2 separate regions of the Mus musculus genome follow, and region 1 is linked to region 2. The links are chromatin loops, found by intact Hi-C in ENCODE. Cell type or tissue: heart. All regions are shown on one strand. Links, peaks and the distances in the headings refer to the core of each region. The heading gives the core; the rest is flanking DNA.

Region 1 (12,013 bases), core at 2,393-10,392, 140 kb after region 2:
CCTCAGAAACAACATAGAATTGTTTTAGTTCCTGGCTCCCATTAAACCATGCCATGCTCCATGCATCAAAATGTTTCTGGGTCTGTTCCCCTCCAGAAAGAGAGAAACAACATAGTATTCAGAAACACAGTTCTTTTTAATTAACCCAGATGGGATTTGTTACTATTCTTCCTCTGGTTCCATAATAAATCTTTATAATTAAATAACAGATACTTGCTAGTCTGATGCATGCAGAAGCCAGGGGGAAGCTGTTCTCAGCACAGAAAAATGGAACAGAGGAGAGATGAGAGGAAAAGATGAGCAAGTTCCTTGGACTTTTTCCCTTAGATAAGTGGAGGTTATATTCAGAGCAGACACTCCATAGCTTGTCTGAGGAGACTTCCTGATCTTGGGCTTCTTGCCTGTTGATTGGTTAGAAAAAAAGAAGGCTGCCAAGGCTTTGGTTAGAATCTGGTACCTAGAGCACAGCAAGGAGATGTACTAATTACAAGTAATAAAAGCTCTTGTTATTAGTGTTTATAGAACACGGTACTAGTCTATGCAATGAGGGAGAGGTGGGCGTGATAAGAAGATGTTCTATGGGACCCACAGATCAAACGGGTTTCCAGTCCATGACCTCATGATGACACCCACTCCTCCAAACTATAAACCATTACTTAACGGCCATCTGGAGATATGTGCTTGGCATAATTTAAAAATATTGATGTTGAGGCTGGCAGATAAGCACTGTGGATCTTGTGCCGTATGAAGAATTCATTAAAAAAAAAAAAAAAAAGCCTATTAGCAGCTGAGGTCACACTGGATAAATTCAGCTGCCAAGAGAATCAGACAGAAGAAAAAGATAAGTAATGACCATGGAAGAGGACCAGGGAAAGGCAATACATCGTGCAAGGCAGAGATTGTCACTACAGAGAAGGTATGCAAGCTCAAGGCCTGCCTGGGTTACAGAATTTCAATATCAGCTTGGGCAACTTAGTGAAATACTGTCACAAAAACTGAAAAGTTAAATCAAAACCATAAATAAGGGATGCTGAGATATAGCTCTGTGGAACACTTGTGTAGCACACAAAAGTCACCTAGATTCAATCCTTCAATCTATGCTATGAAAAAAGAAAGAGAGAGAAGGCAGGAAGTGTGCAGGAATAATCTTGTTGATCGGGACTGACTTTATCCAGTATAAGCAATGGCAGATTGTGCACTCTAGACCTGGCCCCAGATTTACTACTCAAACCCAGAGTTTAATGGTACTTTCCTGTATGAGGATTACTAGAAACACATAGAACCTCATACCTTAGCCTCATACATCATTTCCCTGATGGTGTGCATTACGCATCTGAAATCTGTTCAAGAATGTAGAATTCTCTAGAGACTAAAACTGACCTAGCGAGGAAAAGCTTTGCCACCCTGATTATATAAATACAAACTGCTCAGTCTGTCAGTGTGACTTGTCTGCATATGATTTCAGCGACGACCACGTGGTAGGGGAAGACTATTTCTCCCGTTCTCAGCATATCTTAGTGGCCTATAGTTCCCTGTCTATGAAGGAGGTCCCTGAGATTCCCCCGTTTATGTTAGCATATATGTTGGTGTACTTGTTCAAATCTTGTTTAGGCAGAACACATAAAATTCAAATACAAAATTCCCCACACCAAGTGCATTTCAAGAAAAGACAGTTTGTTGAAATGCTAGTAGGAGAGAGGAAATAGGATTTGATGAGTTTAATGCTAATTTATAATCTTCAAGCCTATAGAACAGAAGTCATGACCTCTAATACACCTAGTTTAACTAAGAAAACAGAAATTGTGTAAATAATTAATTTATCTTAGTTACATAAGAAGAACCAAGTTAGTGGTCTAAAAGCAGTTGGTAATCCATGTAAAATCACGATGGAATAGCAAGAAAAATGTGAAATTCCTCCATCCCTGGAAAATGACTCATTCTTTTCACAAGTAATAATGGGACTGGGTTCCTAGTGATAAGGGGAAAGGGAAAAAATATTTTACTTAGAATCAAAATAGGGGTAGGTTAGTGGTTGGATGATTGCCTAGAAAGAGAAAAGGAAGGAGCAGAAGAGAGGAGAGAAACAGAGGGAGGGATGCAGGAACGGAAAGGAGAGGAAGGAGGGAGGGAGGGAGGAAGAGAGGGGAGAGGAGAGAAAGGAAGAGGAGAGAGGAGAAAAATAGGGAAAGAAGGAAACATTGGCATACAGAATCTCTCTCATCCAATCTCCAGAATGTTGCTGCTTGAAAGATATACTCCTTAACAGAGGAATGGATACAGAAAATGTCGTGCGTTTACACAATGGAGTACTACTTAGCTATCAAAAACGATGAATTCATGAAGTTCTTTGGCAAATGGATGGAATTAGAAAACATCTTCCTGAGTGAGGTAACCCAATCACAAAAGAACACACATGGTATGCATTCACTGATAAGTGGATATTAGCCCAGATGTTTGGAATACCCAAGTAAAATTCACAAACCACATGAAGCTCAAGAAGAAGGAAGACCACAGTGTGGATACTTCAGTTCTTCTTAGAAGGGGGATCAAAATAACCATGGGAGGAATTACAGAGACAAAGTTTAGAGCAGAAACTGAAGGAAAGGCCATCCAATGACTACCCCACCTGGGGATCCATCCCATATACAGTTACCAAACCCAGACACTATTGCGGATGCCAACAAGTGCTTGCTGACAGGAGCCTGATAAAGCTGTCTCCTGAGAGGCTTTGCCAGTGCCTGACAATTATGGAAGTGGATGCTCACAGAGTCCCCAATGGAGGAGCTAGAGAAAGGACCCAAGAAGCTGAAGGGGTTTGCAGCCCCATAGGAGGAACAACAATATGAACCAACCAGTACCCACAGAGCTCCCAGGGACTAAACCACCAATCAAAGAATACACAAGTAGGGACTCAAGGCTCCAGCCACATACGTAACAGAGGATGGCCTTGTGGGACATCAATGAAAGGAGAGGTCATTGGTCTTGTGAAGGCTTGATGTCCCAGTGTAGGGGAATGCTAGGACAGGGAAGTGGGAGTGGATGGGTTAGTGAACAGGGGGAGGGAGGATGGGATGGGGGGGTCAGAGGGGAAATGAGGAAAGAGAATAAAATTTGAAATGTAAATAAAAAATATAATAAAAACTAATTTTAAAAACAAGAAGCTATACTCAAGCGTGCTCACCAACAATAAAAACCTCAAACATGTTTTACAGTTTCTGTAGGAGAAAAAGGAGGCTCTTCTTAATCCTATTTGCAGTGTGTATGCTCTACAAGTCTGCTTTTGCCAGTCTCATTTCTAAAAATTGGACTTCAAAAACATGGTTTTCCAATTATTAATTTAGAAGTTTGAAATTATGACCTTATGATTTTCCATGGGCTCTGAAATCATGACATATTTATTCTTAATTTTCTAAGTCTCAGAAGACCAGATTAGAAAAGGTAGTCCTTATCTTACCAACATTATATGTCAAACTAAAATAGGAAATAGAAATTAAACCACATGGAGCCTACAGAGCCTGTTCCAGACCCACCACCTTGACATCTGAGAGAACCTTAGCAACATGGGGGTCTCAGCTCCATCTCTAGCTCCACTCCCAGAACTACTGCCTACATTTTAAAGAAAGACCCCAGGGATTCCCTCGTCTGTGAAAATATGTTAAGCCCCAATGTTGGCAATGGTGCCCTATTGCTTCTTTTTGGACTTTCTCTGCTTGATAGCTTTACAAAGACTGTGGTGTGAGAAAAATGACTCCGTGCAATCATTAACAGAAGCATTAAGCAAACTGCTTATATTTTTTTTCTAGGAAATGTACTATTATTAGCATAGTTGATCTGAAATAAGAAAAACACAACCTTCAACTTGCTGTGACCCTAATCTGCAGGATTGTGTGTGTGTGTGTGTGTGTGTGTGTGTGTGTGTGTGTGTGAGAGAGAGAGAGAGAGAGAGAGAGAGAGAGAGACAGAGAGAAGAGAGAGAATACCATGATGTTGGCTGGGTAACATGATGTTGGGAGAACCTCGGAAGAGTTGAGGGAGAAGAAACAATGTGATCAAAATATAAAAAAAAATTTAAATCAAAATTTAAACAATAAAAAACATTTCTTTGCATAGCACCCGGTATATGAAACCATGTATTTACTATTTTCTGCCATATTTGTTTTATTGCAGGATAGAATCAAGAGACCTGTAAAGAAGAGAGATCAAGGGTTGAGATTGTAAATACTGATTTTTCAATTTGGTAGTGTCTAGAATCTATGAGTAGACAAAGTTCTGGGCATGTCTGTGGGAATTTTCTAGATTGAGTAAGCTAGGGTGGAAAATCCACCTTAAATACAGAAACACCATCCTGTCAGCCAAGATTCAAGGCAGATGAAAACGAAACAGACAGGCTGGGGAGAAGGCTGGAGTCAGATCCTCAGTGCTCATGTTAGTGCCCGGAGCCTTAGCACACATCTGTAATCCCCGTGCTGCAGAATCAAAGCCAGGAGATCTCTGAGGCTCTCTGTCCAGCCAGATTAGCCAATAGGCCAACCCTGTGTTCAGTCTCAAAGCCATAGGATGCCAAGTGATTGTGGGAGACAGCCATGTCAATTGATGGCCTTCACATACACACTCACACTTGTATGAATACATTCATGGAAAACACAAACTCCTACATATAGTACACACATATGCCCACATTCTCACAAAATAATAATTAATAAATAATGAAAATCAAAAGAGAGGAGCAAGCTAAGTCCCAGCACTCCCTCTCTGCTTCCTGAGTGCAAACACAATGTGAGCAGTGGCCACACTTTCCTGCTGCCGTAACTTCCTCTCCATGATGACTGGCACCTCTGAACTGTGAGCCAAGATAAACAAACCCTTTCTTCCTTGAGTTATTTTTGTCAGGTATTTTTCCATAAAAGTGTGAAACTGATACACAAGTCCACCTTCTCCAAATAAATGTGGGTAAAAACGTCGTAAATTGTAAGAGTTTTGAGCTCCTTCTAAGCATCGTTCTTCTTGGTGTGGTACATGAATCTGGTCACTGGTGTTCCACCCTGCACAAAGAGAGCTCAGTGGACCATGTGTGTGTGTGTGTGTGTGTGTGTGTGTGTGTGTTTGTGTTTTTTTGTGTGTGTTTGTGTGTTTGTTTGCATATATACATATGTACATACGGAGTAGATGTGTGTCTGTCTGAATCAAAGAGAGAAAGAAATGGAACCTGAAAAGGGGATGAATATCCCCAGTATTCTGATTGCCTAACACCAAGTCCAATGTCTTTCACTGTATTATGCCTTTTCTATCAGACTGTCCTGGTTACATACCCTGTCTTGTTACATACCCTGTTATGTAACAGTAATCCCCTTTTAAGTTACCAAGATTCCTCTCATATCAACCCTACCATGACACTTTTGAGGGCTATGGGGGCACCAACAGAAAAGTCAAAGCTAACAACATACTTTCTCTTCTTGCTGGGTATAAAATTTCACGTGTCACAAGGAATAATTTTACTAACAAAAAAATGTTTTTTTGCTGCTTTTGACTTTCTGGTAAGTTCCATTGCTCTATTCTATGCCTCCCATATTTCAAAATTGATTCTCAGGGCTGATGAGATGGCTCAGTGGGTAAAGGAGCTTGTTGCCAAGTCTAGCCACCTGAATTCGAACCCTGGACTTCACATGCTGTGAGAAGAGAACCAACTCCAACAAATTGTCCTCAGTGCACACAGGTTCCATGGTGCATAGACACATACACTGAATTTTAAAACGTAGTAAAAATATTTAAATTGATTTTCTATGAACTAAATTCAAATTCACCTTTAAAAGTTGGAAGGAAGACCGTTAGTAACAAAGGTGTTTTGTTTTGTTTTGTTTTCCTACTTAAAAAAAAGCATCAGTGTGGGACTGGAGAGATGGCTTCCTGGTTAAGAATGTGTACTCATAACTGTATTATTTTTGAAGAAGTGATTCTTCATAGAGGCCTCAAGCTTTCAAGAGTAGATGCCATTGGCTTCTCTCTCCCCTGAGTCCTAAAGCTCCCTCTAGTGACCATGACTATGTGCCAACAACAGATCTGGATAGTAAACACATTCTAAATTACCCTGCTTTAAATAACAGCTTGTGTCTATACTATAGAATCTGTAGCATTTCCACAAATGTCAGCTCATTTAGTACAAGGCTTATGAACTTGTAGTCAATACAGTAAACTGAGGCTGAGAGGTAGTCTGGCCCTGCACAGTTACTTGGCTGGAGGTAAGAAACCAGGGCTAGAAGCAGCCAGATCTTCTGAAGTCCCTCATATTGCGGTCCTGCATTTTCCACAACAAGCATGTAAAGTCACCCATGGATATTCACATAGACTCTGCTATCCGTTCCACTGATAGAAGCACTTTCAAGAGAGTTACAGACATGATTCTTGACTTTCAGGACAAGAATTAAGCACGTCTACTTCCAAAGGATTCTATGCAGTTTCAAGGATTTCTGGATCCTGCAGGATTCCAAGGACTCCAAGTTAAGATTCCCCTCAGCATCCGAATGCAATCTTGTGATACCGAGAAGTTAAGGAAGATGAAATTTGAAGTTCTTTACTCTTCCCCTTAATTATGATGTTTCCCAGACTTATTTAGTTGTCTCTTCAGCTCATACTCAGACCACTTAAAATGATTAAAGAAATTAGTATCTATTTGCTAAGGTTTAAGGGAAAGTGAGTGAATGCTGTCCCCATGGAATCCTAGTGTTCCCACAGGCGTGTCTAAGATTAGCAACAGACTGAGATATTCAAGAAAAGTAGCAATTTGGAAGCATTTCCCCCCTCAAATATAAAAACATACCGCAGTCTAACTGGCTGGTTCAGTCTAACTGAAATGGTGACATCATGAATACAGAATGGCTTTATTCAGTGATGGCAACTCAGTGCTGCTTCGAAATTCCTAGGGCTTTTCAACCTGGTATTTTCAACGGCTGTAGAAAAGCCAGAATGAACAGTCACGGATCACTAATTCACCTAAATATCTGCCCCTCTCCCATGACTTAACTCAAGTTTAGTTTTATTGTGTGTCGGGGGTCGGGTGGGGGGGGGGATGGACTTTTACCATGTGTCCTAAACTAGCCTCCAACTTGCTGTGTGTTCTTCCCAAGTCTTCTCCATAAACAGCCCATTCATTCATGTTCCTAACAGCCCAAGCTGGCCGGAGTGCACATCCAACAAATATTTAATGATTGAATGTATAAATGGTCTTTATTGGGTCAACTTCTCTGGGAGCCTTTTATATCCTTTCCTCTAGTCAACCAGTGGTCCTTCCTTACCTATGGCATTCCCTTAGAACCTTCCACACACAACTTTCCTAATGCCATGACCCTATAATTCCTCATGTTTTGGTGACCCCCCCCCAACTATAAAACTATGTTCAGTGCTACTTCATACCTGAAATTTTGCTGCTGATATTTATTGTGATGTAAATATCTGGTTCAGTCTAACTGAAATGGTGACGTCATGAATACAGAATGGCTTTATTCAGTGATGGCAACTCAGTGCTGCCTCAAAATTTCAATGGTCTTAGACGACTCCTGAGGAAAGGTCAATGGTTGTTAGCCACAGGTAGAGACCCATTGATATAGATACGTGACCATGCTTATAAAAAGGTCTGTTCTCAGACCAGCGAGATGGCTCAGCAGATAAAGGTACTAATCATACAATCCCAAGGACCTGAATTCCATCCCCAGAACTCACAGAAAAAGCTGTATGGGGTGGCATGCATCTGTAATCCCAGCACTCCTTCAGCAAGATGGGAGGTGAGAACAGAATTGCCCATACGATCAAGGGTCAGATTGCAGTAGACAGTACAGCAGCAGAAACAAAGAAGGCAGAAGATGACTCCCCAAAGTCATCCTCTGACTTCCACACGAATGCTGTGGCATATAAGGGCATATGCATGCTTACCCCATCCCAACATACACATGCTAAACTTTTTTAAGTTTTCTTCTCTATTCTATGACTCATTCCTACAGTCTGATTTGGAGGGCAAACATGCCTAAGCAATATAAGCAATAATACCAGCTTTCTTCTTTAAGCCACCTCATACAACCAGCTGAAAACATACCTTCACTTACTCCTGTCCTTTCCCCTTCCTATTCTCGTCCCAGGAGAGATCTCAGAAATAACTATATATTAACATTCCATAGCCTCAAAGATCCTGCTCCACCAATGGAATTGCCTCTTGGTTATGTTTATCTCAACCATTTAAAATCTGCCCCTCCCATGCCTTAAAAATGTGTTATACATGGACAATATGCAAACAATCTATCAAATTAAATAATAAGCTAGGCACAGTGGTGTATACCTGTAATTCCATGCCTTAAGAGATGGATGCTGCTGTGTAAAGTAAAAGTTTCCTCCGAGATGGAAATATGCTATCCTGTAGTGAAGCTTTTTAAACAAGAAGGTAAACTACTCAAAATAACTTCAGGAAATCCCTAAAACTGACCAGATTCACTACCACACCCCACCTCCCCACCCCCAACACCTGCTACCCCAGTGCCAGAGTAAGCAGTAAACATTGCCAAAAGGATTCTCAGATAAGCCACGCTACAGAGAAGGCTCAAACACTGAACAAGCTGCCTGGAAGAAGCAGAAAGCAGCAGCGCTACCTGGGAGAGATTTCTTCCACTTGGGATACCTGGAAAGGACACTCTCCAACCTGTTGAGCTGCCTGCAGGTTGTGCTGTGGGCTCCAGGTTCCCAGCTTTGTGAGCTGTCACCCCATGCTGGGGTGGACTTTGGTAATGTAGCTGTCGTTGAGTCATTTCTGCTCCCATAAGTGACCTTCCCCATATTCTTGTAGGTAATCCCAACAAAACACATTGGTTTACCAAGTTGGATATTGGTAGATCCATACTTTAATCTGCCAAAAGCTTCCTCTCTGCTATGAGCAGATGTGTGTGCTGTGTTTCCCAAGGAAACGTTTGTCACACAACAAATGCAGAAAATAATAAACATGAGGTCATCTTATACAAAATGAATTCAAGGCTAGTCTGGGATATGTGATCCCCTGCCTCATGTTTCCTTGGGAAACACAACACACACATCTACTCACACCAGACAGGGAGCCTTTGACGGATTAAAGTATGGATACTACCAATATCCAACTTGGTGATCCAATGAGCTTTCCTGGGATCACCTACAGGAATATGTTGGAGGCAGGAGGATCAGGAGTTTGAAGGCAGTTACTTATGGGAGCAGCAATGACTCCTGTGCTTTGTTTTGTTTTGTAGAATCATAAATTTTCAAAAATCTTACGTCTGCATTTTCATCCCTCTCCCTCCCCTTTCTCACATGTATGTGTGTGTATTATTGAAATTATAGGAAAGGCCAAACTAAAAGATAGGAAAAGAAAACACAGGCCCTGGAGAATGACCATATTTTAGATGTAAACTCATGTGTCAACCATTCATGGGCCAAAAAAGACAGACACCAAAATCTGCCCAAGAAAAACAGCCTCTGCATAGAATTTAGGACTTACTGGCTCAGTTTCTGTGACAACACCTAAGTACACAGAGTGAGTGGATATGATTATCTGTAACTTACCATGTTTTACTGAGGTGTGCTCATTTGTCTTGCTTCATCGATGGAAAACAGTGGTGGCTGTTTCAGGGTGTCCCTACCTCGAAGTTCAAAGAAGATTTGCTAAAAGACACTTTATCTCCCCTGATTTTATCTATGCATAGATTGAGCTCACCCATGCGTGTGCTGTTTTCTATACCTTTATCCTTCTCCAAAGGATATTTTCATCAATACATATGTTATAAGAAAGAAAAGTATGAAAGAATGACCATGACTCTGCCGTCGTACAAGCAATTCCCCTTCTCTGGCTGCTGACAAGTTTCTATTATTAAATGCCTTTGGAGGATGGGCGCTATGCTGGGTATATGGAAACCCAGTTCTGCTATTAACTAGTAAGGTAGCTTCTCTGTGCTATTTTTTTTCCTGTTGGTAAAAATACTAATAGAAAATACCCATGCGATAGAAAATGCACGAGAGCTTTAAATAAGAGGTACATAATAGACAGCGTCTGCTATACCATTACTTACAGCTATTTAAGTTAGCCACCCTTTGATGTAGAAACAGTGGTTCTAGTTTATAGACAAGAGGATATTTGGCTTGGAACTCCCAAAAAACATGCTGATGCTGAGCAAATGATGGATCAGTTAGAACCTGACCCGTTTCTGCCTGCTTTTGAAGCTCTTTAAGTTTACATTGCCTCTTCAGTCTGATACATTTTCATTCTTACCTTGGATGTAATAACCTGCTTTCTCATCCGTGATCCTGGAAGAATATCAGTGCCCACCTCCTGGATCTATTAGCGTGGGCACTTAATAAACACCATTTCCAGGTTTGTCCTATTGATGTTCCATTCTGAACTTAGCACTACCTTCAGACTTTCCATAGAAGAAAAACCAAAGTTTGGTTGCCCAGTAAAGGAATGACCAGTTTTAACCTCATCTTTCAGAGTGACAGGATCCTTAGACTACAGGTCTTTTTAATCTGTTTAACATTTTATTTCTAAATCTCTCTTTGAACCTCTCTTGGAAAACCCTTAACGTCTTTATGTAAGAACAACAGACTCCAACCACCTGAAATAACAAAAGCGGGGATTTTTAAAGGGAGATCTGTTTGTTCTGGAATACCATGAAAGCAGTCAGCTAATTCAGCAGATTAATAGCTTCAAAGCAGTTCAATTTGACCAACTCCAAGCCAAAACAGCCCTCATGGTCACCATGCAAATGTTATCTAACGACTGGCCTGACCAAAAATCATAAAGCTGCATGTAAGAGAAAAGCATAAAGTGGGGCCAGAGATAATAGGCAACAGTTTTGTGTTTGATTGCTTCAGCAGTTGCTCCGTCTTCTCTTTCTTCAGCTGAGAATTTCAAATGCTTTTCTGAAATTCAGAGGACTTTAACAGGGACTCCGTAAAAATAGTCTTGTCAGAACTAGCAGAACTCTTTACTTTTGCAGGGAACTAAAGACTCAGACAGTATTCAAAGGGCCTACTTAGCCCACATCAGTGTTTGATTGAAAACGTTAGTGGAGGTAACTAGTGGCCTACATAATCCGAAAATAGTTTATTCAATTCTGGAATGTGAGTTGGTATTTGCATTTGATCTTGGATCTATCTGGTGTTCTTGGAATTGGCAGCTAAAACAAAATAGTAAGCTCAAACTGTTTAACTCAACCAGGAAAAGCATTTCCGATCCCCTCTCTACCTTGAACTTGCCCTCACCTCTACCTGTTTGGTTTGTGGAGAAATGAGGAGCAAACTCAGAACTTGACACGTGGCTAGCAAACACTCTACTAATTTAGCTACATTGCTATCTCTAAAGCATTGCTTTAAAATTATTTTATTGTATTCTTGGTATGTGTGTGTCTGTGTGTGTGTGTGTCTGTGTGTGTGTGTATACACATATACGTGCATATGCATGCCTGAATAAGTCAGATGATAACTTGTGGGAGTTGGTTCTTCTACTTACGCATCAAACACTGGTTATCAGGCATGGTGGTAAGTACCTTTATTATTTGAGCTATCTCACTGACCCCACAAAATGTCTAAACATGTAATAAACAGAAGACACAATTTTCCTAGTGAGAAGCCCTTGATTAATTGCCATCTCTTATATCATCTAGAATATGACAAACCTGCATCAATTACTTGCAATCTGCAAACACCCTATGGGGGTTCTTTTGTTTGATGGTTTCATTATTCTGATATATTATTTATTAACAGCTTGCATGTTTAACTTTCAAGAGTCAATGTCTACAACACCTGAATTCAATGCTTTGAAAAGCCTATCTGACCCAGGGCAAGCACAAAACTTTCATAATAGCAGTAAATGATGGCGGAAACTTTTTTAACATTTATAAATACCAGCAAGAACTTCCAGGGTGTAATCCAGTAAATGTTTTCAACTACAACTTTAGGAGTAATACACTTTGTTAACTAATATCTGTATTCTTTGGAGTGACCTATGTGTTGA
Region 2 (12,013 bases), core at 2,068-10,067:
ATTAATTTCCCAATTTGCTTCTATTCAATTCTATTCCCATTAAGGATTCAGTAAGGAGAATTGAGTAGTAGAATAGAGCCAACTCCTCCCTAGTTCCTGAACATAAGCCCATGAAAGCCACCTCTCCATTGTTCTTCTTTGTGCCTGGCCCTCTCTTGGCTCCAGCTGATCACAGCTTGCTCACCCTACCATGGTCCCCTAATAAACTAGAACATATGAAATAAGCCTGTGATCTCTAGGCCTTGAGCCCAGAATTTTCCCCCTGTTCTCTTCCAGATAAATTCCACTGTCCTTCGAGGCCTGCAATAAATCTCTTCCCCACCTGAAGCTTCCATTATCCCTGTTGGAAAGCATTCTCTGGCCGCTGGCTCTCGGGGATCTTACTTTTTCCCTCAGTTATGGCGCTTACTTCATTCTGCCTCATGTTCCAAGAAGTTGTTTACCAGAACAGTCTTTCCCATGAGGCCAGAAGCAAATCAAAAGCAGGGAGCCTACTACATTCATTTCTGCTTCTGCTCCTCCTAGCCCCCCTCTATCCAGTGCTTTGCGTACTACAGTCCACAGACTGTTGAACTGTTCAATGAACCCACTGTTAGAGCCTCCAGGAGCGCTGGACATCTTGAGCGCCTTCTGAGGCATGAATGGTAACTACTTTGCCAAGAGCAGGAAGGAACTCATCCAAGCAACACCATATTTGGCCTGCCTGTGAGACCATTTGTTTTCCTGTTTTCCACTCATTCTTAATTACAATCGAGCTGCCTCATGCATTTCCTCTTTCTGCTACTGGAACACACTATCAGTTAGCTCTCTGTGTCAATTCAGTATTGATGTAGGAAGCTCCAGTCAGTAAGTTTCCTCCTTGTTTCCAGACATACTGAAGGAGTCCAACACCCAAGGCCAGCAGTCAGATTTCATTAGAGTTCCTGCCTCTCCCAGATGGCCTGGGCTGGGTTGAGAGGAAAAAGCTGGATAGAGACTGAAGACTGCACTCAAGCTTTGACCCTGCCACCTGCTTTTTATAACTCAGTTTCTTTATCTGTGAAATACGACAAGTAAGCCCTTGGTTAAAGGATAGACGGGAGTGGTTTTTGTAGACTCTGGATATAAAGCAAGCAATGTGCTGGGTCATGTACTGAAGTAGTTTTTCTACTGACTCTGTACCAGGAATAAGAGTGGCACGGCCCAGTTTGGATGATAAATCCTATCAAATAATAACTGGGGAAAGGTGCTGGAGCCACTGTCGCTGAGCCACGCTGCTTCTGCTCGCCCGTCACCCCCCCCCCCCCCCATCGTGCACTAGCGGTCTCAAAAGATTCAAAGTCCAAGATGGTGGCAACCCTCAAGGACCAGCTGATTGTGAATCTTCTTAAGGAAGAACAGGTCCTCCAGAACAAGATTACAGTTGTTGAGGGTTGGTACTGTTGGCATGGCTTGTGCCATCAGTATCTTAACGAAGGACTTGGCAGATGAGCTTGCCCTTGTTGACGTCATGGAAACCAAAGGGAGAGATGATGGATCTCCAGCATGGCAGCCTCTTCCTTAAAATACCAAAAATTATCTCCAGCAAAGACTATTGTGTAGTTGAAAACTCCAAGCTGGTCATCACAGCGGGGGCCATCAGCAAGAGGGAGAGAGCTGACTTAATCTGGTACAGAGAAACGTGAACATCTTCAAGTTCATCATTCCGAACAATGTGAAGTACAGTCCACACTGCAAGCTACTGGTTGTCTCAAATCCAGTGGATATCTTGACCTTTGTGGCTCGGAAAATCGGTGGCTTTCCCAAAAGCTGACTTATTGGAAGTGGTTGCAGTCTGGATTCAGCTCGGTTCTGTTACTTGATGGGAGAAAGGCTGAGGGTTCACCTGCTGAGCTGTCACGGCTGGGTCCTGGGAGAACATGGCGACTCTAGTGTGCCTGTGTGGAGTGGTGTGAACATTGCCGGCATCTCTCTAAAGTCTCTGAACCCAGAATTGGGCATTGATGCAGATAAGGAACAGTGGAAGGATGTTCATAAGCAGGTCGTTGACAGTGTGTATGAGGTGATTAAGCTGAAAGGTTACACATCCTGGACCATTGGCCTCTCTGTGGCAGACTTGGCCGAGAGCATAATGAAGAACCTTAGGCGGGTACATCCCATTTCCACCATGATTAAGGGTCTCTATGGAATCAATGATGATGTCTTCCTCAGTGTCCCATTGTATCCTGGGACAAAATAGAATCTCGGACGTTGTGAAGGTGACACTGACTCCCGAGGAAGAAGCCCGCCTGAAGAAGAGTGAAGACGCCCTCTGGGGAATCCAGAAGGAGCTGCAGTTCTAAAGTCTTCCCAGTGCCCAGGCTGCAGCAGGGTTTCTAGGGAGACCACACCCTTCTCGTCTGAGCTGTGGTTAGTACGATGGTGTTGAGGCGGTGTGGGGAAACATCTCAGTTCCCACAGCTCTGCCCTGCTGTCAAGTGGTGCTTGTCTAGTGTCTGGTTAGTGTGACAGTCCCACTATCTCCAAGACACACTGCCAACTGTGCAGGCTTCAATTACCCTGTGAGCCTGCTGCATTGCTGCCCTGCACACCCTCACCAAACGTGCCTAGGCCAATGAGTTCCCAGTTAGTCATAACCTGGCTCCAGTGTGTACATCCATTATGCATATCTTGTGCATAAATGTTCTACAGGATATTTTATGTATTATATGTGTCTGTAGTGTGCATTGCAATATTATGTGAAATGTAAGATCTGCATATGAATGATAGAACCAACCACTCAAGTGTCATGCCAATGATAACACCAAACTAACCTTGAACAGTGAAAAAAAAATAACTGGGTAAAAAGGGATCCGTCATTATCTCATCATCGGCTCATCATAGACAAACTGGCTCAGTGATTGGCAGTTACAGTCTCAGTATAGCTACAATTTTCTTCCCATTCATCTCCAAGACTCTTATGATGAAGTTGGCTTTAAGAATAGAGATTCCAGGAAAATTGGTCCTGCTTCTCATACCACTAAAGAGACTGTCATGTTGCTATTGGCTCCCTAACCAAGAGCACTCTGCATAATTCACTTAAGAAGACACCAATGTACCCAGCATTTCTTCACTTGCCTATACAAGCAGGGCAGCCAGGTTTATAGTATCCTATCATTCTTTATTAAGGAATAAATTCTGGGTATGTTGCTCAGCCTGAACAAGCCTCTAAGACACAGAATGGCTACAAGTTATGCTTTCAAGATCACAACATTAAGGCACTGTCTTGACTAGAGGCAATACAAGCTACAACCTAGAAATGTAGGGAAGGTTGACTGGTGGACTATAAGACATTCACCATTCACAAGGATAACCATAGCCTTTGATAACCATTGTCTTTGCTAACTCCGTAGAACTTAATCAAGTTTAAAGCTCCTCTGGTTGCCAGTATCCAAGGATTTGAACACATCGGTCCCAAATTTCCAGCAAGTCACGTCTCACATAGAGTGTCTCTGAGAAGGCGAACTAAAATCATAACCACATCCTCTAAAATCCTATGTATTTCTTGATTTGTAAAATGCCAAATAAACATGATCAAAGGGTGCAGAAGCAGAGACCTGATCCCATGGAAATGCCAAAAAGAGCAGAGGTTGTCCTGTGTTCTAACAAGTCCTACCTCATAGCCGATTCTGATCTTGGAAAGACTCAAAATGGAAAGTAGGAAATGGGTTTGGCCCTTAGAGTTTTGCACTCTAGAAAAAGAAAAAAAAATCATCAACAAGCTGTGTAACTGGCCGTTGCTTCCCCTCTAACCCTGACTTTCCTCATCTACAGAGTGATAGGGAAGAAGGGCCTGGCTCTCTCAGTACTCCGGCCTGTTGGCCATGAAGGCACAAAGTTTTCAAGGTTTTGCTATTTCCATTCATAGGAGGACACACACACACACACACACACACACACACACACACACACACCTGAGTCTGGTGGTATAGGCTTGTACTCCCAGATGTTCAGGAGGCAGAAGCAGAAGATTCATAAATTCAAGGCCTCCACAGGTTACAGAAAAGTTCAAGGCCAAGCTGGACAACTTAGTGAAATTCTATCTAGGTTACAGAGGAAATTCAAGACCAGGCTGAATAACTTTTGAAACCCTATCTCAACATTAAATGGGAGGGTGAGAGGCAGACCACTTACTATTAAACTATTCGTTTTGAGCACACATGAGAACCTGGAGTTTGACCTCCAGAAACCATGAAACGGGGAGGAGGGACAGCTAAGCATGTAATACATAGTTACAGCTAAGCATGGTGATACATAATTACAGCTAAGCACGGTGATACATAGTTGCAGCTAAGCATGGTGATTCCTAGTTACAGCTAAGCATGGTGATACATAGTTGCAACCTTAGTGCTAAGGAAGCAGAGACAGGCTGCATCCTAGGACTTGCAGGCCAACCAGTCCTTCCAACTTTGTAAGTAGCAGGCCATTGAGAGACCTTGTCTCAAAAGGATAGCACCTAAGAAATGTCCTCCCACCCCGCCTAAGAAACAACTCCTGAAGTTGTCCTCTGTTTTCTATAAACTAGTGCACACACATGTACCCATGTACACATAAATATGCTGCACACACATGCACATATGTATCTACAAAATAAGTTAAAGGTGGGGAACGGTGTGAATCCTACGCCTGTAATCTGAGTACTTCGGAGGCAAAAGCAGAGAATCTGGAGGCCAGTGCCGTCCTCAGCTACATAGTGAGCTCCAAGCGACTGTAGGTCTCATGAGACCCTGCCTCCAAGAACCCCCCCCCAAAAAAAAAACAAAATTCCAAAATGCCAGGTATGGTAGCTCACACCTATAATCCCGGTTGAGAAGCAGAAAGACACAGATATCACTGTAAGCTGTAGGCTAGCCTTGTCTACATAGCAAGATCCTACCTCAGAGAAAGAGAGGAGAGGGGGACCACTACAATCCAGAGGTAGAGCATTTGAATAATCTGTGTGCTACCATAGTTTCTCTCAACGGCCTGAAGTGGTGCGGCACATTTCGTGAGCACCCATACTGAACTCTTTGTTTAAAAAGATGTTTTTGGGATGGATTATCCCATAATCAGCCTCCAAACGCTGACACCACTGCATACACTAGAAAGATTTTGCTGAAAGGACCCTGATATAGCTGTGTCTTGTGAGGCTATGCGGGGCCTAGCAAACACAGAAGTGGATGCTCACAGTCAGCTATTGGATGAATCACAGGGCCCTCAATGGAGAGAAAGTACCCAAGGAGCTAAAGGGGTCTGCAACCCTATAGGTGGAACAACAATATGAACTATCCAGTACCCCCTGGAGCTCGTGTCTCTAGCTGCATATGTAGCAGAAGATGGCCTAGTCGGCCATCACTGGAAAGAGAGGCCCATTGGTCTTGCAAACTTTATCTGCCTCAGTACAGGGGAATGTCAGGGCCAAGAGGTGGGAGTGGGTGGGTAGGGGAGTGGGGGGGGGGTATGGGGGACTTTTGGGATAGCATTAGAAATGTAAATGAAGAAAATACCTAACAATAATAAAAAGATAGTTTTAAATACATATATTTAATTTTGTTCCACTGTGTGTTAGGTATATTAGAGCAAGTACTTAAAAGTCCCATGCCAACTCTGAGTTTCCAAGTTAGTTAAAGGAACATCATCCTATAGAAACAGTTACTTAAAATGAGAAAGAAAAGGTCAGCCTCCAAGTGTATAGGAATCAATGTCTTATGAAGTAGAGCCAACACCAAAGGACAATTTAACGGGGTGCCAGGTTGAACTCCTGGTGAGTACATGCAGTTTCCAGTTCTCTGCAGAGGAGCACAGACACCTGCAGCATTGCATAGACCTGTTCCGAGAATAACTGACTCAATCCTTAGAAGTAAGATCACCGTCTTTCTACTGAGTTGCAGAACTTTACTGTGTGGTATTCCTTCACAACTGAGAAACAAGCAACAGCATATTAAAAGCCAGTTGTGAGTGGCATTATGAGGAGTGAAAGACCAAGTTACAAGAGGTTGTCTATTGATAACCCAGATATCCAAAATATATTCTTATAAGAAAGACAAGCTACAGAAAGGAATAGAGTGAGAAAGTAAAGGTAAAGCTCACAGCATCAGCCCAATGAACTCTCATCTTTGTAGTTACAATTTTTAAAAAATTCGACAAGTTATTTTACAGTTTGGGGATCCTTATAAACTATTAACACTACATAAAACTCCTGGGTGGCGTTTCAACATTTGAAAAATGATGTATCTGGAATCCCGGACTACCAAACAAAGCAAAAGAAAAAGCATAAATTCAGGGATCGCCCTGGTTACTTGTGTGCCGCCACTAGAGGGCGCGTGGTACTCGCCTGTCAAAATACCTCACTGGTGTTACTGCGTTCTTGCTCCTTAAAAAAAAAGACTAGGAATCTCAGAATAAGTAAAGTCCCTTAGTTCATTTGGCGAAGTTAATCGCTGAGAAGCTGCAGCCTTCAGAAACAACTTGTGCCGTTTCTGCGGCCTTTAATCCCCTCTTCTAACATTGTCCTTGCTCAGACCTTGGGGCAGCATTGTCTTGCATCTCTGCCCCACCTCCCTCTTCTTCACTCCTACAAAAGGCTTTTCTGGGTTGTCTTAGTTTTTCCACAAGCTTCAAGCAATAAATAAGGCCCAGTCCTAGCATATACGGGTATAGCATGCTGAATGGAGTTAGTACGGAACAGTTGGGGCTGCTGGATTCTAGATCTGAGATATGGTTGCATAAAGGTAAAAGAAACAGTGTCTTTCAGCCCATTTTTACTGACAATCTAGTGTCCATTGACTTTGAAGCATGACAATTTGTGGGTCAGTACAACTGAAACATTCTTTTAGAGAGCTTCCACAAAATAGTTAAAGTAGCTTTGAATGTAAAATGGACAGGAAAGGTCAGAAAGGGTGCACAAATTTGAAGGGACTTTAAAGACTAAGCATTAGGGATAGACTTACGTAGGCTCTCATTGTCTTTAATCCATTGCCAAAGTCTATGTTCAAAACGCTTAGATCTTCTAATTTATAGAGAGTACATGGATGATTGATTGCTCATGTCTGCTGTGAGCACAGAATATGGTTCAGGCATCATTTCTTTTTCCTTTTGCATTAGCAAAACTAAATCCCACCCAAGGGAAATAACCTGGTCAAGGTCACTTAGCATAGGGAAGAGGGGGAGGGGGAGAATTTTCAGAGCACTATAACCTTGCGGCAGGTCAATGCCCTGTGAAACATAGAACCATATGTTTCCTGTTCTGAAGGCCACAACGACTCCCACATCAGACAATTGGAACACAGAACAATCTAGGACAACTGGAATGCCTTGAAAAAATTCTTCTTTTAAAAGTATTTCATGGTTTCTTTTCCTTTTCTATTTCTTCTTGGGAAATCATCACACGTTTTTAAAATATATATATATATATATATATATATATATATATATATATATATATATATATAAAATAAAGGATAGCAGTAGGATTTACATAGACAAATTGTGTTTCCTGTCCTAATTCCTCCAGCTGTGAAAAGACCCCCACCCTCCTCATTTCTTTGGTTTTTCTTTGAAGCATTCTTATATCTTCATATCTTCAGACATTGCATTTCCACTGATTTGGAGGTACCATAAGAAACGTGAAAATATAAAATTATATAAAAAATTGAATCATGCAGGTTGTAATGTGATTCTTCACTAAAAATTGTGTTTCAAAGGTTTCTAAAAATCCCAGTTTCTGCTAGAAAAAAAAAATGTTAAGGCAATTGCATGATGGAAAGTGACACCTCCCTGCCACTTCAGGAGGCAGTTGACAAGTGACCTACCATGTAAGCTGCCTGGGGCCTATGACACAGAGTGTTCCTCAGCTAAGGTAATGTACAAGTTGAAGCTAGAGTTGAACTGTTTATGACAAGGGAGGAGAGAAACCCAGCCTTGTGTCCTAGGCTCCCCTTCTTTATAGGTGTGGTTCTCTCATCTCTCAGTAGTTAGCAAGTAAAGGTGTTTTGTTTTGTTTTGTTTTGTTTTTTTGTTTTTTTTCCCCCCAAACGAAGTGACTTTATGAGCCTGCCCAGGACACTTTCCTCCATCCCTGTTAGAGAAACAGTGAGGCACAGCGCAGGTTCTGCTGCCATGAATTGCAATGATGGCCCCTGAAACCTCGGCTTCAACTCCACGTTGAAATGTTACCTTCTTCTAAGACTCTATGGGAGCGCCTTCCTCACCTAAGCCACCCCGGTTTCCCTCTTGCAGTGGGACCACTGCTCTGTCAACTTCTGTGCTTTGTAGCTTATTATCGTCCCTGTTCTCCTCGGCATGCTCAACTCTCCTTCATTCAGTCTTCAAAGGCTTTCAAGCTGCTCTTAGAACAAAATCCAAGAACCGTAGGAAATTGTCTGCCAAGTCGGTCATGGCTCTCCTCTTGTCTGCTTTTCTATGCATCTACTCTCCTCTGCCCCTTCGATCACAAGAGCATCCCTGTCCTTTTCCAAGCTTGTTGCATTTTGGGGTAGCAGCCTGGTGAGGCAGGTTCATTCCCTCCCCCTGTGTGCAATTGTTTCCTTCTTATCTCAGTACAAAAGTCACCTTCCCAGAAACGTGCCTGATTACCAGGAACAGCCCACAGACCCACACCCCTAGGAAGGCCCTTTTGACAAACACTCTTTTATTGCCTTCTCACTTCTTATCACCACTGAAATTGTTTTTCTGATCACTTTGTCATTAATTTTTACTCTAAGAGCTCACTGTCGGGAATTCTGGCTTCTGCCTCCCCTATTCTAATCTTTGTCTCTAGCATTTGGTACAGTGCTGATCATCCACTGGAAAAAGCATTGTACAAATGAACGTTTATGTTGTTGGTGCAGTGTCCTGATGTTTACTAACAGCAATGGAGTCCAGTCCGCACTAGCAAGGATGTTCACACCATCTATGGTTTCTTACAGACCTCATCTTCTATGAGAAGGATCATCTTTGCTATGTATATTTATTGACATATATTGCCCTCCCTGTCCAGACTGACTTCAGAGATGCAAAGAAACCCAATTACCTTGTACTTTAAGTAAAGCTATTCTAGCTCTTAACTCTTCCCAGCCATGTGTATTACTGTCCAATGTCTGTGAACTGGAAAAAGTCTGAGACCCAATCAGAGGCTGCACTCCTGTCACTGGTCCTTCTAATGTGTTAATTACATGAAGCAGCCAGCGTGGGTGATCTTAAAACCCCACATTCAATCCTGTCACTCTGTGGTCTTAAACTCCTTAATAGCTTTCTTTTTCCTTGTCAAACGATCCCTGATCTTTTATGGGACTATGAGCAAACTATGTTCTGGTCCTGCCACCACCCCAGCCCCATGCCTGCATGCTCTTCATAGCCCACTGTGTATGTGCTCTGAAATACTCCAGATGGAGAGACACACTGGAACACTCTTAGTAACAAGCAAAACAAAATGTATGAGTTTCTACTTCCTTCAGACAGTTTCTAGTGCTGATTCCCTGGAGGTAAAAATTAACAACAACAACAAAAAAGTTAGTAACGTTCGTTAGGAACAGGAAGCCTGGCGGAGCCTTGGCACTGTGCGCTGGCTAAGAACAAGCCATTAATGTTCAAGGTAACTGGTGAAAATGAAAAGAATACTAAGATTGACTCTATCCTGTTTTCATAACATTCATTATAGCAAATTTTGGGGGTCATTGTTATTGCCCTTTTAAATGAAAAGTGCTATTTACTTATGTATCTATTAACTGCCTCTTCCTCCAACTGTGGAAAACGGAGATTCCCCTTCACTTGTGTACACAGTATATTGTCCTAGTTAGTGTAGACAGTCTCCATATATGTTTATGTGTGTGTTTGTATGTGCACTTCCTTGTCACAGACAAGTTATTTAAATTATCTAGTCCTTGAGTGTCCTCACACAAGTGAACCTCTGGAACATATTTTGTAATTGTAGATCCTTATGTTGATATTGCAACTAAGAAAGGAAGTTTCTGAAGTAAGTTTCCTTCTTTGTATTTGCCTACTTTTCACTTTGACGTTACCAATTCGGTTCCTTAAATACTTACATAAATCTCCTTTTCTCGGTCACATCCTTGTCCTCTCCAGCTCTGGCAGTTGAGGTTGGGCCTTGGTTGACAAGACCCCACCCCTCCACAGTGGTCATGCTTTGACCATTCTCTAAGTTCTTCTTTGTGGACAGAAAGGTATTATTTTAAGTTTGATTTTAATCTAGATTTTGGGCCCCTGGACATTAAATCATCAGGTACTTTCCAGCAGCCTCCATTTTGCTCCATGGTAAACATCATCTCCCTCAGAGCATGCTCTGTTGGTCCATCCACACAGACTGCATTTTCAAACAGAAAGCCCCTGACACTTCCATTAAGAAGGATGGTTTGGGGTGGAGGGTGAATGGTTGGAATCTCCCATATTTCACCGAATTTAAAATGAAGGGTCACCTTGGGCCATTTAAGTCCTCCATCCACAATATCATCTGGGGCAGGGTCATCAATTCTGAACTCAGCCCCGTGTGATCGTAGTACTGGGGCAGAGCCAGGGGCATTGGATGAGCTGATGTTCCTTGCCAGCTTATCCTCAAAGGAGATATCATAGACTGTTCACAAACAGCAAGACGGAAAAGCAGTGGGGAGTTTCCAGCTGCACATAGGGGGAAACAGACATTTTTTTAACAGTATGAGAGATAAAAAATACAGGAGAGATGGCTCACGAGGAGAATTTGTCAGCATGTTTAAGTTGTGACAGTTGAGAGTTTCAACTATCTTAAGCAGAAGCCAAGGAACAAGAATCACCCGGCTATGTTTTTATAGTCTCCATTTAACTAATGCTGCAAGATCAAGAAATGGATTATTAACAAAAGTAGACTGTGAAGACTGGCCCATTTTAAATGAATGAGTTATGACAGTGGAAATTGTGCCTATTAGAAATTCTTGTATATAAGGATTAGATTACCCCAATTTTTATTGTTATTTACATTTAAGAAAAGAGATTAAAAGACTCCAGGTCAATATATAAGACAGTATAAGAACAATCAGTAAAAATTATCTACAACAAAAGAATTCTGGGTAAACCTAGTTTTTGGTTTTTAGAGGCAGCTGATATGCAAATTCAGAATTTTTTATGGCTATGCCTTCGTGACTATGTGAGTATATACTACAAGTGTATGTGTGTCCAAAGAAACCAGAAGACAGTGTGGGGTCCCGTGTGAGCTTTCCGACTTTGTTCTAGAAACTGAATTCAGCTCATCTGTAAGAGAAGGCACACTGACTGCTTAGCCATCTCTCCAGCCCCAGGACCAAGCATAAACCTGGGATTGGTTTTGTGTTGGTAACAGTGTGGAAGAGATGTCTATTACCAGGAAAATTTTGTTCTGACAACAGGTTCATGGGGTCTCATGTGTATCTTATTGTGTTTCTTAAGAAAGGAACTTACTGTGAACTTAAGAAAGGACGAATTGTTTTTAAGCATTCATACTTGTGAGATTTTTAAAATTTGTTTTTGTTTTGTTGTTTTGTTTTGGTTTTGGCCTTCCAGATTAATTGCATGTCTCTTATCTCCAGGGCCCAAACGTCTGCTTATATAGAGACTGAAAGTCATAATTAGGCAAGGCTCCTGCTTTTGTGTGGGCCTGTGTACCATGAGTCATGGCCAGAGAGTCTAACAGCCCTGGAGGTGTTCTCTCTGTAAAGGAAAGAAGGGAAGGCAGTTACAAAGCATAGAACTGGGTGAGATTGTTAGAAATTTCATTATTATCCTTCTCAAAGATCTTCAAAATAAATTTTAATACACAAAACTATGCAAATGAGGAGTTTTTACCTCCTAAAAGAATTTGGGAAAATGTGTTCAAACTTTCCACTTCCCTGTTCCGTCTTTCAGCCTGTCTCCTTTCTTGCCTTCCTCGCTAGAGTGACGCAAAACAAACATATGATCAAGAGAAGAGCCAAAAGAAGGTGCAGCCAGAAGGATTTTCAAAAAACTCAAATCCACACACAACAGTCAGTCCCCTTCAAAGGCCTTGATAGCT

Evidence for each region. Hi-C counts contacts between places; a loop is a spot of excess contacts. Peaks named below come from ENCODE experiments on the same cell type or tissue, not always from the same donor. Only the 100,000 strongest peaks of a DNase experiment are listed, where the experiment ranks them.
Region 1: a loop joins it to region 2, with 7 times the contacts of the local background. A loop is called at or near these places in 26 of 42 quality-filtered maps.

The regions. Positions count from the first base shown.
Region 1 is chr2:110,057,300-110,069,312 of GRCm38, reverse strand. It overlaps a transcript of Ccdc34 not described here. Among named protein-coding and RNA genes, the nearest start is that of Gm30258, 7.7 kb to the left of the region's middle. In heart, for the core only: a CTCF peak has its summit at 6,037 (motif pointing left); no DNase peak of the experiment used is centred there.
Region 2 is chr2:110,199,480-110,211,492 of GRCm38, reverse strand. It overlaps the pseudogene Gm13937. Among named protein-coding and RNA genes, the nearest start is that of Gm22997, 13 kb to the left of the region's middle. In heart, for the core only: no CTCF peak of the experiment used is centred there; no DNase peak of the experiment used is centred there; H3K4me3 peaks cover 261 bases; H3K27ac peaks cover 2,063 bases.